Regions from separate parts of the Mus musculus genome. Here region 1 is linked to region 2. The links are chromatin loops, found by intact Hi-C in ENCODE. Cell type or tissue: left cerebral cortex. All regions are shown on one strand. Links, peaks and the distances in the headings refer to the core of each region. The heading gives the core; the rest is flanking DNA.

Region 1 (5,380 bases), core at 105-5,104, 180 kb after region 2:
CTTGCTGCTGTAACAAAACAACCTGACAGAAGGAAGGGGCTATTCTGATTCATGGTTTGAAAAGGTGACAGTTGATCATGGAGGGCAAGCTTGGCAAACAGAGCATGTGTGGCAGCTGGTCACATCTCATCCAGTCAGGATGCACAGTCAGTGCTCAGCTTCTCAAACCCTTCTGCTCCGGTCAGGATGCTGTATCCCTAGATGTGCTACTCACACTCATGGTGAGTCTTTCTCCCTCAGTTAAACTTCTCTGGAAACTTCCTCACAGACAGCTGAGACAGGTCTTCTAGGTGATCCTGAATTTTATGAAGTTAACATGATGATAAACACCACATCACTAAAAGCTGCTTTAAAAGGCAGGCTTGGTGCAGAACTCCTCTATCTAACATTTGAAGTATGGACTGATCAGCAGAATTTCTAACTCTCCTCTCCATCCGCGACCCTGCTCCAAGTGATGGCTAGAACAGCACTGGGCGGCACCATCCGACGCCAACAGCATGGAGCATGCGATCCATGGAGGAGCTGGAATGGGAATCATGTTTTCTCCTGCACATCTGATCTTTCTTGATTTCTTTTCCTTACCCACCTCTTGGAGTCTGATGACCTCAGATTCTGTATGGTCTCCCTAGTCTCATCAAGTATTTGCAAAACCAAACAAACAAAAAACAAACAAACAAAAATCAAAAATGTTTCAATATCTATTCATTGAACACTGGGATGTTTGTCCCTTGTCCCTGGTTCATATCAAGACTTCAAACACATATCTGCTCCTGGAGGTACCTCAATCTCAACAAATTCAGAGGGTAATTCAGGAAATGCAATTCATAAGATGGAGACCTGGGATCAAAGACCTGTCTCTGATCTGCATGAGTTATTGAAGAACTAGTCTCTTACATGAACCAGCTAATGTTCCTTACATTGTAAGACATTTTTCATAATTCCACTATGCAGTACTAATGAGCTCTGTCTACCAGTTAGATAGGGAGGAGGAAGAGGAGGAGGAGGAGGAGAGAGGGGAGAGGGGAGAAGGAGAAGAAGGAGAGAGGAGGAGGAGGAGGAGAAGGAGGAGGAGGGCGAGGGGGAGAGAGAGGGGGGAGGGGAGGGGGAGGAGGGGGAGAGAGGGGAGAAGGAGAAGAAGGAGAGAGGAGGAGGAGAAGGAGGAGGAGGGTGAGGGGGAGAGAGAGAGGGAGAGGGAGGGGGAGGGGAGGGGGAGGAGGAGGAGGAGAAGGAGAGAGGGGAGAGGGGAGAAGGAGAAGAAGGAGAGAGGAGAAGAAGGAGGAGGAGGGTGGGGGGAGAGAGAGAGAGGGAGTGGGAGGGGGAGGGGAGGGGGAGAGGGAGGAGGAGGAGGAGGAGGAGGAGAAGGAAAGAAGAAGAAGAAGAAGAAGAAGAAGAAGAAGAAGAAGAAGAAGAAGAAGAAGAAGAAGAAGAAGAAGAAGAAGAAGAAAAGAAGATTAGAATTCAAAGCCACTGGATGGCTGATAAGCTCCCATTTTCCTAGTTTCCCAGCCTGGGTGCAATGAACACTGAAGCCTGGCCATGGAAAGTAGATGGAGCACAGGGACCCTGTAGGCGTCCCTCAGCCTGGCTTGGGAGGGAGAAGATCCAGACAGGGCAGACTCGATCATCCTCATCACTGTTTCCCGGCCAGCTGGGGCAGTGGGTCACAAGCAGGAAAAATACCCTCTTCCCCCAAGCAGTGTGTTTCACGCATCAAATGTTAATTTAAACCAAGTTGTTAGGCCTTGTCCTTCTTGGTACTGCTGTGGCTTCCTTCTGCTTGTCTGCAGCCCAAACATCTGTTAGGATTCTTGGCCTGTTTGTCATCTGGTAACAAGTTTCTCTCCAGTTGTGTTGTCTAAAAGGCCCTTTTCTTCATCAGGAGCCAGCTGCTGTCCATGCCACCTCTCTTCTGGTTTCCAGCAGGTTGACTGTGTATGATTCAACCACAAGTGTCTCCCTTGCTTGTGCAATGTATCTGCTTGTGTTTGGCAGAGCTTCCTGGGTGTATGGGTGGCTGTTTGGGGTCAAATTTAGAGGAACTTCAACCAACACAGATGTGTATTTCCTACTTCATTCCCTCTATTCTATCCTTCTTGTGTGCATGATAAAAGTCTTGAGACAACCCCAAGACTCAATGCCAGCCTTCTTGGTGTTAGCTGGCCTGGAACTCACTGGTTAACCAGGCTGATCTTGAATCCATAAGGATCCACCTGCCTCTGCCTCCCTAGTGTTGGGATTGAAGACGTAAACCATCCATTTTAAGTCTGTGAAACCCCAGACTGAAGAGATCACAGATGGTCGAATCTGTACCAACTGTGGGGAATTGGCTCACACCATTTCCGTGTTTATTCCCAAAGCTTATGATAGTTACCATCCGAAGAATCTATGCTCTGTTACTCACTCTGATTATCCCCATGTGTTTTTTTCTCAAGTATATTCTGGATAACTCCACCCCATATGTTTTTCCATGGAACAGTGTGAGACCCACGAGCCTCCACCACACAAGGGTCATATTTTTCTCTTCTGTTTTCAGTTCTCTCCTGAACTGTATTGCCGTTTTGACAATACTTGTTTTACAGTCTCTGTCTGGAACTTAGATGATCTTATCCTTAGGGTCATAGCAGCTCGACCTCTACTCGTGGTGACTGTGATATTGTTTGCTTGAGTTGTTTACTCAACATTAGAACCTGACATTTATACACAGTTATATTTTATCTGAGGTAGTGATATGTTGTCCTTGGCAAAGGGTACAGCCCTTTAGATAAGTTTTTCAACCCATGCCATCACTTCTTGGATAGACTTTGAAAACTTCCCAAACTCCAAGGTTCCTGATCTGGTTAGCTTTCACTGGAAACTTGATACAACCTAGAGTCACTTGTGAGGATAGTGTCACATGATGAATTATCTTCATTGGGCTGAACTGTTGGTATATCTATGAAGAATATATATGAAGGATATGGAGTGTCATGACTGTCTTAATTGATGGAGAGGACCTATCCCACTATGGGTGGCACCATTCCCTAGACAGATAATTCTGAGCTGTAGAAAAACAGTAGCTAAATACAAGCCTATGAGTGAGCCAACAAGCAACATTTTCTATGGTTTCTGCTTCAGGTTCCTATGCCAACTTCCATAATGATGGACAATGACTTGGAAGTTTAAACCAAAGAAAGGCTCTCCTCCCCTAAGTTGCTTTGGCCAGTGTTTTATCATAGCAACAGCAAGGAAAATAGAACAGTTTCTATACATTAATATTTTCCCAACCAATATGTGGGCTATACTAGTCATTTCTTTGACATAGGCCTTTGTCAATGGATAGGGGTGTTTGTTTGTTTATAGTTTTTCCTTTTAAGAAGAGTAAACTAGTTAATAGTCCTGAGTCTAAACATAGTTTTGAGTCTCTGTAGATTCAAGATTTTACTTTTATTTATGAATAGTTATTAAAACCTAAACTTTTCCATTTCCAAAATAGGAAAGGCCTTCCTCCACAAATGTCTGACAGTCATAGCACCAGCTTCCAGGCCACTATGCAGGACTTTATCTTGCTCCTCAGAGCGCTTAGCTCTACTTTTTAAAACTTCTTATTGGCATATCTTCTCTTTCTCTCTCTCTCTCTTTCTTTCTTTCTTTCTTTCTTTCTTTCTTTCTTCCTCCTCCTCCTCCTCCTCCTCCTCCTCCTCCTCCTCCTTCTTCTTCTTCTTCCTCTCTCTCTCTCTCTCTCTCTCTCCCAAATGTCCAGCATTGCATTGCTTCTTTAAGACAGCTTCGCTTCTTTAAGACAGCTTCAGTCAAACTTATAAACACACTAGGCAGCAAGAGGAAGAATGCCACTTTAAAAAGAAGATGTGGAAGAGGAAAAGTTCTTCTCTTAAAGAAGAACTGGTTTAGTTGACAGTTGAACATAAAAGTCTGACCAAATTCCCTTAGCCCACTGAAGGCAAACATTCACTCTTTCAGGAGCCAGCATGAGAAAGCAGAGCTGGGTGTCTGTAGGGTGCTGAAGTGGGCCTCCAGGAGCAGAATCTGATTCACAGAGGGAAGCCATCACTGCATTCCTGCAAATCATTGTCGCATGCTAATGCAAACCAGCATTGCTCAAGAGCCTCAATTCTGGAGAGAATAGAAACATAGATTTTTATGTGAAGTATACACATGAAGAACAAGATCTGGAAGCTAACAGTTTGTAGGCTCTATTGAAACACTCACTTGATCAGGCTCCTTACAAATCTTAGTAATAGGGGTCCTGTGTTTGTAAGATTGGGAGCTTTTTGTTTGCTTGTGTTTGAGAGAGAGAGAGAGAGAGAGAGAGAGAGAGATCGATCTACTCAAACTTCAGATTTCTGCAGACCTTCTTTTAGCCTTCGAATTTTCTTCTGTATATTAAAGCAAGATCTCACCAGATACCTACCTGGTGCTCATCCAACATCCCAGCACTTCAGAGGCAAGGTAGGAGGGTCCTAAGCTTGAGACTCATTCAAACCACATAGTGAGATCTTCCCTTAACAAACAAGACAACAAAAGTCAGACACACACACACATGCACATGCACACGCACACTCACACATACATGCACGCATATACACACTTGCATGCACACGCACCCATACACATATGCACACACTCAAACAAACACACTCTCACGCATACACACACACACACACACACACACACACATACACACACACACACACACACACGGCATTTGTTCTCCCTGGGAGCTGCAGGATTGAATGTGTGGGTGATACAGCGGGCAGCAGCAGACCTGTGTTCCATCTGCAGACCTGTCTTTTGCCAGCTCCATCTATCATTGCCCAGAAAGATCGCGGCTGCATCTTTCTCAGACTCCAGCTGTCATCCACTGCAGCTGCCACCCGAGGCATGTAGGAAGGAATGCAGTGGCTCTCTTCAGCTGCTCTGGTGAGCTTCTTTCAAGGCAACAATTGCAGTCTGACAATTTAAAAATGTAGGAAAAAGCTTTCCAAATCGCCCTGCTCATTGTGGAGAGTAACAGAACAAGACCAAGCGATGAGGGAAGTGCTCATTACTTCTGCCCATAGTCCCATCAAGTAGCTTTTAGGTTAAAAACCAAAAAGAAGAACAAAAAAAAAAAAAAAAACACACAAGCAAACAAAAAGCTCCCAATCTTACAAAATCTTGTGTGGGCAAAATAAAGCATGCCTGTAGGCCCAATTTAAGACACTAATTTAGAGTAAGGACTCTTAGATAAAGAGAAGAGCTGCTTTTGATTTATGTGTTTAATAAGTTAGATATATTAAATTCTGAACTGCAGCACTCAAGTTTACATCCCTTGCATTCCCTAATGATTTTCTGTGTAAGTCTCCAGCTCTTGTTAGTCCCAGTGGGCAATCAAACCATTTAC
Region 2 (5,380 bases), core at 293-5,292:
AACTGCTGGGATAATAGGCATGCAACAGCATCATGCCTAACTATAGTTTGGTTCTTTAGGGAGTTGTAAGTAAGTCACATGTACTCCAGCCTGGTCTTGAACTTCTGACCCTTGTACCTCCAACTCCCTAATATTAAGATTACAATTATGCAGCACTGCTCTGGGCTACCGTTTGACTCTTAAATATCTCCATAGGTCCACATGTAGAAGATTTAAGAAAGAGTTATAAAAGCAAAGACAGACAAGGAAATGAGCAACTTCTACAACAAAAGAGGTTTAATCCAAGATAGCCTTGGAAGGAAGATCTCTAGGTCAGGGAATCAGAGACTGCTGTCCCCCACGGGGAGTTACAGGGGGGCATAAAGATTGAGGAATGTCAAAAGCCTCCTGATTGGGCCAGAGATTGGCATTGCCAGGAGTGACTGGAGGAGGTGAGGTACGAATAAAAGAATGTTGGTGGTTACAATCGCCTTTCGTGGTCAACCATTACCTGGGGTCTGCAGGGGAAATGGCAAGAATCTAGGAAAACAGTTATTTTAGTTCTGGGACTGCTAATTGCTGTGGTTTCAGGAAATTGTCACCATTTAACCAAAATGGAGGAACTTTACAAATGGCACGGCCCTGGCACCACTGCACTGTCCTTGGCAGTGGTGACACATGCATTCCACTCCACTGTGTGTGCTGCCTGGCCGCAGGTTGATTATTTGGTGTCTTTGCTGAATAGATCCTTCTTTTTCGACTTCTGATAGTCCCTTTTGGGCTATTGTCAAACTGTAATCATCCGGCAGAAACAAAAATGTACCAGGTGGAGGAGAAGCTACTCCCAGAAAGAGACTTACAACTTGTCAATTTGTCATTACACTAAAGCCCAGACAATAATGGCCAATGGTGGACAAGTTCATGCCTTGCCTTGAACTGCATAGACGTACATGTATCTGGCCCTCCATTACTTTGGCCCTACTTCACAACCCTAAAAATGAATGAGGGGGGTCACTGGGTCTCATTGCCCCTCTTTCCATTGTGGCCACACTGAATAAATCTCCTTTTCCTACCATATACTGTTAATTTGGCTGTTTTAATTGGCTTCTTAAGGATATGTAACTGAACTTCACCTCTTGGGGCACACACTGTGACCTCCAATTTAGTACCCAAATTACTTTATTCAATATATACTCGTGGTTAAAATATCTGTAGAATTCTAACTTGGCTTATGACAACATCAACCAATTTCTCTGTCTCCTAGTTGCTGAGGGGTAACGATCATTTACTGGGGACCCCCATTTGTTCTATGCTTTCCAGAGACTTCGTGTGCATCAACCTACAGATCAAATGAGTAACATTATTTCCATAAAGGGTAAATCTAGACTAGGAGAAGTTAAGTAACTCACCACAGATCCTTTAATGAGTTAACAGTCTGGGAATACATATGCCCTGAGGATTGCAGTAAAAAATTTACTATTCCAGACTAATGGAGGCAAGGCAACCCAATTTTGTGAGACACATGTTTTAATAAACCATGTTTAAACCTTAAGAGTTTACTGCCTTTTCACACACTGAGTAACTTGAACTCAGTATGCAGAGACAGCAGTTTCCTCCTAGGGGGTCATGGAAGACCTACAGATAAGCACTATTTATAATCAGTGTGTCACTGTTAAAGTATTCTCTGTAATGAACATGTCAGCTATTTATAGTTGAAGGAATACTTATAAATTATTTTTAAAGGATTTTAAGAAACAGCCTGTCTTAAGCCATCTAATTTACAATTCTCTTTGTCTTTTATTTGCTCAGCAAACTTCAGACCCGTGGTCCTGACTTAAAATCAGTGAGTGTGGACTATATGCAGCTAGAGCCGAGAGTCTGCAATCCTCCGTCTTCATCTTTCTTATTTAAAATGTATCTGGTTCAGTTGAGACAGGAAACTGAGTATCTCTAAGGGTCTCCCTTGTAAACATGCTAGAATCAAAGCCTCCAAGGGACTGAGTTGGAGACTCAGAACCCAGAACCCAGAACCTCTCTTTGCAGTGACCCTTTAAAAACATTGGTAAAGACCTGGTTGGTATCCAGTTTGTGGGTGCAGCTGCGTTTTCATGATTGACAGCTGTGAGTAGCTGGTTCTTTGTCTGCAAGCTGACATAAAAAACGAGAAGTTACAGTGGGCTGCGAGAACATTGTTCTGGTTTGGAGTCCCCATGCTGTGTTGGGTCCAAATGACTCAGATCTAAGACTCCAGCTGTTCTTGGGGTTTCAGCCCAAAATGGAGAGACTTGAGCTTATGTGAGTGACATGCAACCCCGGCATTTACAACCCAAAGGCACCACAAGAACTCTCTGGAGCTAAGCGCTGCTGGGATTTTATTTGGAAGAATTTTATTTTAAAATGTAATATCCTTTTCCTTTCTTTGGCAAAATAGAATCAGGAGAAGTTGGACAGAACACGGCTGCTTATGAAAAAGTCTCTCCCTGTTCATATAAGTGAGTCTGTCACCCTTGATTGGAAAGTAATAATTCATAAAATTCAATGTTATTATCATCCTTCTGCCTGGAGTGATAGATATTCTCAAGGCTTTTTAAATAAAAAGTTTAAAATTGAATTTGTGACTGCAAAGATTGGTAGGTTCAAATGTTGGTTTCCTGCTGAGTTACCGTGAAAACAATTCCGAAGTAGCCCGGTAACGTGGCCAGCATGGCAGTTTTATTAAATATCTTGATGGAGTGCAATGGAAATATGCTTTTGGTGTTTCTCTGCAGCCCTCCCGTCTTCAGTGACAACAGCTTTCCTACAGATGCGGTGTTTGTCTTACTCACCTCCCTTGGCTGTATTTTTCCAGCTATAAGCATGAGGTGGGGGTTGCTTTTTATTAGTTGCAGGACTCTAAGATTCTTCTGTGTGAACTGATGCTCTGAGCTACCCAGAGGTTATAGATTTGTGTTTCATCATGCAATTCTGCAGTGATGGAGAATCCAGCAGCGTGGCAGAGTATTGGGAGTATGGCGTTTTGCTGCTGCCTGAGAGTGAGAACTGCAGATTTTCAGTGCTGTCCTTAAAGGAACCGAGGCTGCCTGGAGGAAAGAGAGCAGCCCAGATGTGGGAAGATGGTTGCTGCCCCAGAGAAAGCTAAAAAGGTGTCTCTCAGTAATGAGAACCAGTCTTGAAGGAGACTTGGCAGTTGAACTTTGCCAAATCACGCTTAGCAGTGATTGGAGAGACCTCCTCTTCGGCAGGTTGGGTGGGGGTAGGGGTGGAAATGAAAGTTTTGAAGTTTTACTTCAAATTTCTCTCTTTTTCTACAAAAATAAAAGGTAGATTTTTCAAGGTTTGTGTATCAGCATTATTTGACATCTTTTGGTGGCCTTGACCAAATCTCTGACTATGTCCTTCAGAATAAAAATTAAGAACTGTGAAACAGCCCCCCCATACACACACACCAATCTGTCTTCAAGTCAATGACAGTTTTTCCCCATTTCTTTATCTTCCCCACCATCATGAGCAAAATACTACTGCTATAAAAGTAGGACTAGGGTCCAGTTTTTACTAAATTTGTGGGTTTGCACATGCTTATGCTCTTATATATACATATACCCCCCCCCACACACACACACACACCCACACACACACAGAGCCTTTATCTTTTTTCTCTTTCTCTTTGTGGAAATGGGCAAAGTGAAAACTGATAACTTGGCTCTTGTCACTTTGGCACCTAGGCCTGCGGCAAGAATTGACTTTATTTTAACAAAAATAAAGCAGGAGAAAAGTTGCCAATCTAAGTGTGGTTTGGGTTTCTTTCACATTAAAGTCCTTCACAAGAAGCTTTGCAATCAGGCTTGGATGTGAGGATATAAAACAGGAAGAGGAAGCCCTAGGTGGCCAAGGTTGCTCTTTAGTGTACTCTGGTCTCTGTTAAGACATTGACCGAGTCCCCTACTGGTCTGAGGCCCTTATGCGTTTAAGTTTCTGTCTATAATATAAAATAATTCTGGATAATTTTAATCAAATCATTCACCAGAGCTACTTGTTTAAATACAACATTGTCATCTGTGCCCACCCCCAGTCCAGTGTTGCCCTTCAGGAGGCAAAAGGGTGCTCTTCGGCTACACGGGGACCCATTCATGTACCAGCCCCCAAGCTGAACTCTCCTCTTTCTTTTGTGTGCCCAATTCAGATATCCAAATTAGAAAGCACACCCAGCTGTCTTCTGGAGCTCTTATAGAGCTTTTGGTCCCTCCTTAAAGCTATGGAGGGAATTCCTGGTATTCTGTACTTACAATGTCTGTGTCGGGAGCATTAGCACATCTCATATATAGAGAAGGTGTCTCCTTCTAGGGCATCCTGCCTGACAGTAAGGAAGAGACCTGACTATGAGATTGTTCATCATCTCCTTCCAATTTTAGCCTTTGTTCTCTTGTGGGAGGTAGAACAATGCTCCCAAAGAAGTCTGGGTGTTACTGTCCAAATCTCTTCCATATGATGTATTATAAATTAAAAAAGGTTTTTTTTTCAGACACCATTAAAGTCAAGGTCTTGAGATGTAACGTTGCTTTAGCTGATCTAGTGAGATCAATATCATCTCATAGGTCATTGTGGACGAAAGCAGAAAGGCCAGACTGAGGAGATGGTATCAGCCGTGGAGATAGGAATGAGACAGACCTGAGCAGCTCACCAGTACAATTAGTTTAGAAGAAAATTAACTTTGAGAATGTGAACAGAGCAAAAAGGATCAGGGTTGAGGATAAAGCTCATTGGTAGAGTGTTTGCCTAATATGTGTCAGGCCTTAAATTCATCCCCAACACTAAAAAGTAAATGAGGGAATATTGCACAGGTTATACTGAATATAGGATTCTCAAAATCATTTACGCTATACTGCCCTTAGGATTCACCGAAGTGGAAGTTTCTGGTTCCTTTGGAGACTCCATTGTGTCATGTAATGTTTTTCTGGAAACTGCCTTATAGGGATATTTTGCTGAAGCAGACTCGTGGGAGGATGTTATGCAAAGAACAGACATGTGGTGTTTTTCTGGAAAAAGGGCATGGGATGTTTAGCTAGAGCAGATGCTTGAGAGGACATATAATGTTTGCAAAGGGCATAAATATAACACAACAGACAGTGGGTGACACAGTGTGGCATTGGTTCGCCTTGCTACTCTTTGCTGGTCTTCCTTGGTCTTTGCTGGTGATACTGTGGCATTGATTCACCTTGCCTTCTTCCCTGATCATTGTTGTGATTTTGTAGAGAGAAACACCAAAAAAGCAAACAAACAAACAAAACAACAACAACAACAACAACAAACCACCTCCCTTCTTGCAGTATTTCGTCAGCTTCTTGTCACTTCTGCACAGATTCGGGCCGATTGGCAGAGCCCAAGGTTTGGTCAAACCGCTGTT

What was found. A loop is a pair of places that touch in the nucleus more often than their neighbours do. Peaks named below come from ENCODE experiments on the same cell type or tissue, not always from the same donor. Only the 100,000 strongest peaks of a DNase experiment are listed, where the experiment ranks them.
Region 1: it touches region 2 in a loop (2.1-fold over the local background); 3 of 42 quality-filtered maps call a loop at or near these places.

What each region holds. Positions count from the first base shown.
Region 1 is chr14:62,231,361-62,236,740 of GRCm38, forward strand. No RefSeq gene overlaps it. Among named protein-coding and RNA genes, the nearest start is that of Dleu7, 59 kb to the right of the region's middle. In left cerebral cortex, for the core only: no CTCF peak of the experiment used is centred there; DNase peaks (open chromatin) are centred at 2,301 and 4,847.
Region 2 is chr14:62,050,481-62,055,860 of GRCm38, forward strand. No RefSeq gene overlaps it. Among named protein-coding and RNA genes, the nearest start is that of Gm35307, 18 kb to the left of the region's middle. In left cerebral cortex, for the core only: no CTCF peak of the experiment used is centred there; a DNase peak (open chromatin) is centred at 2,956.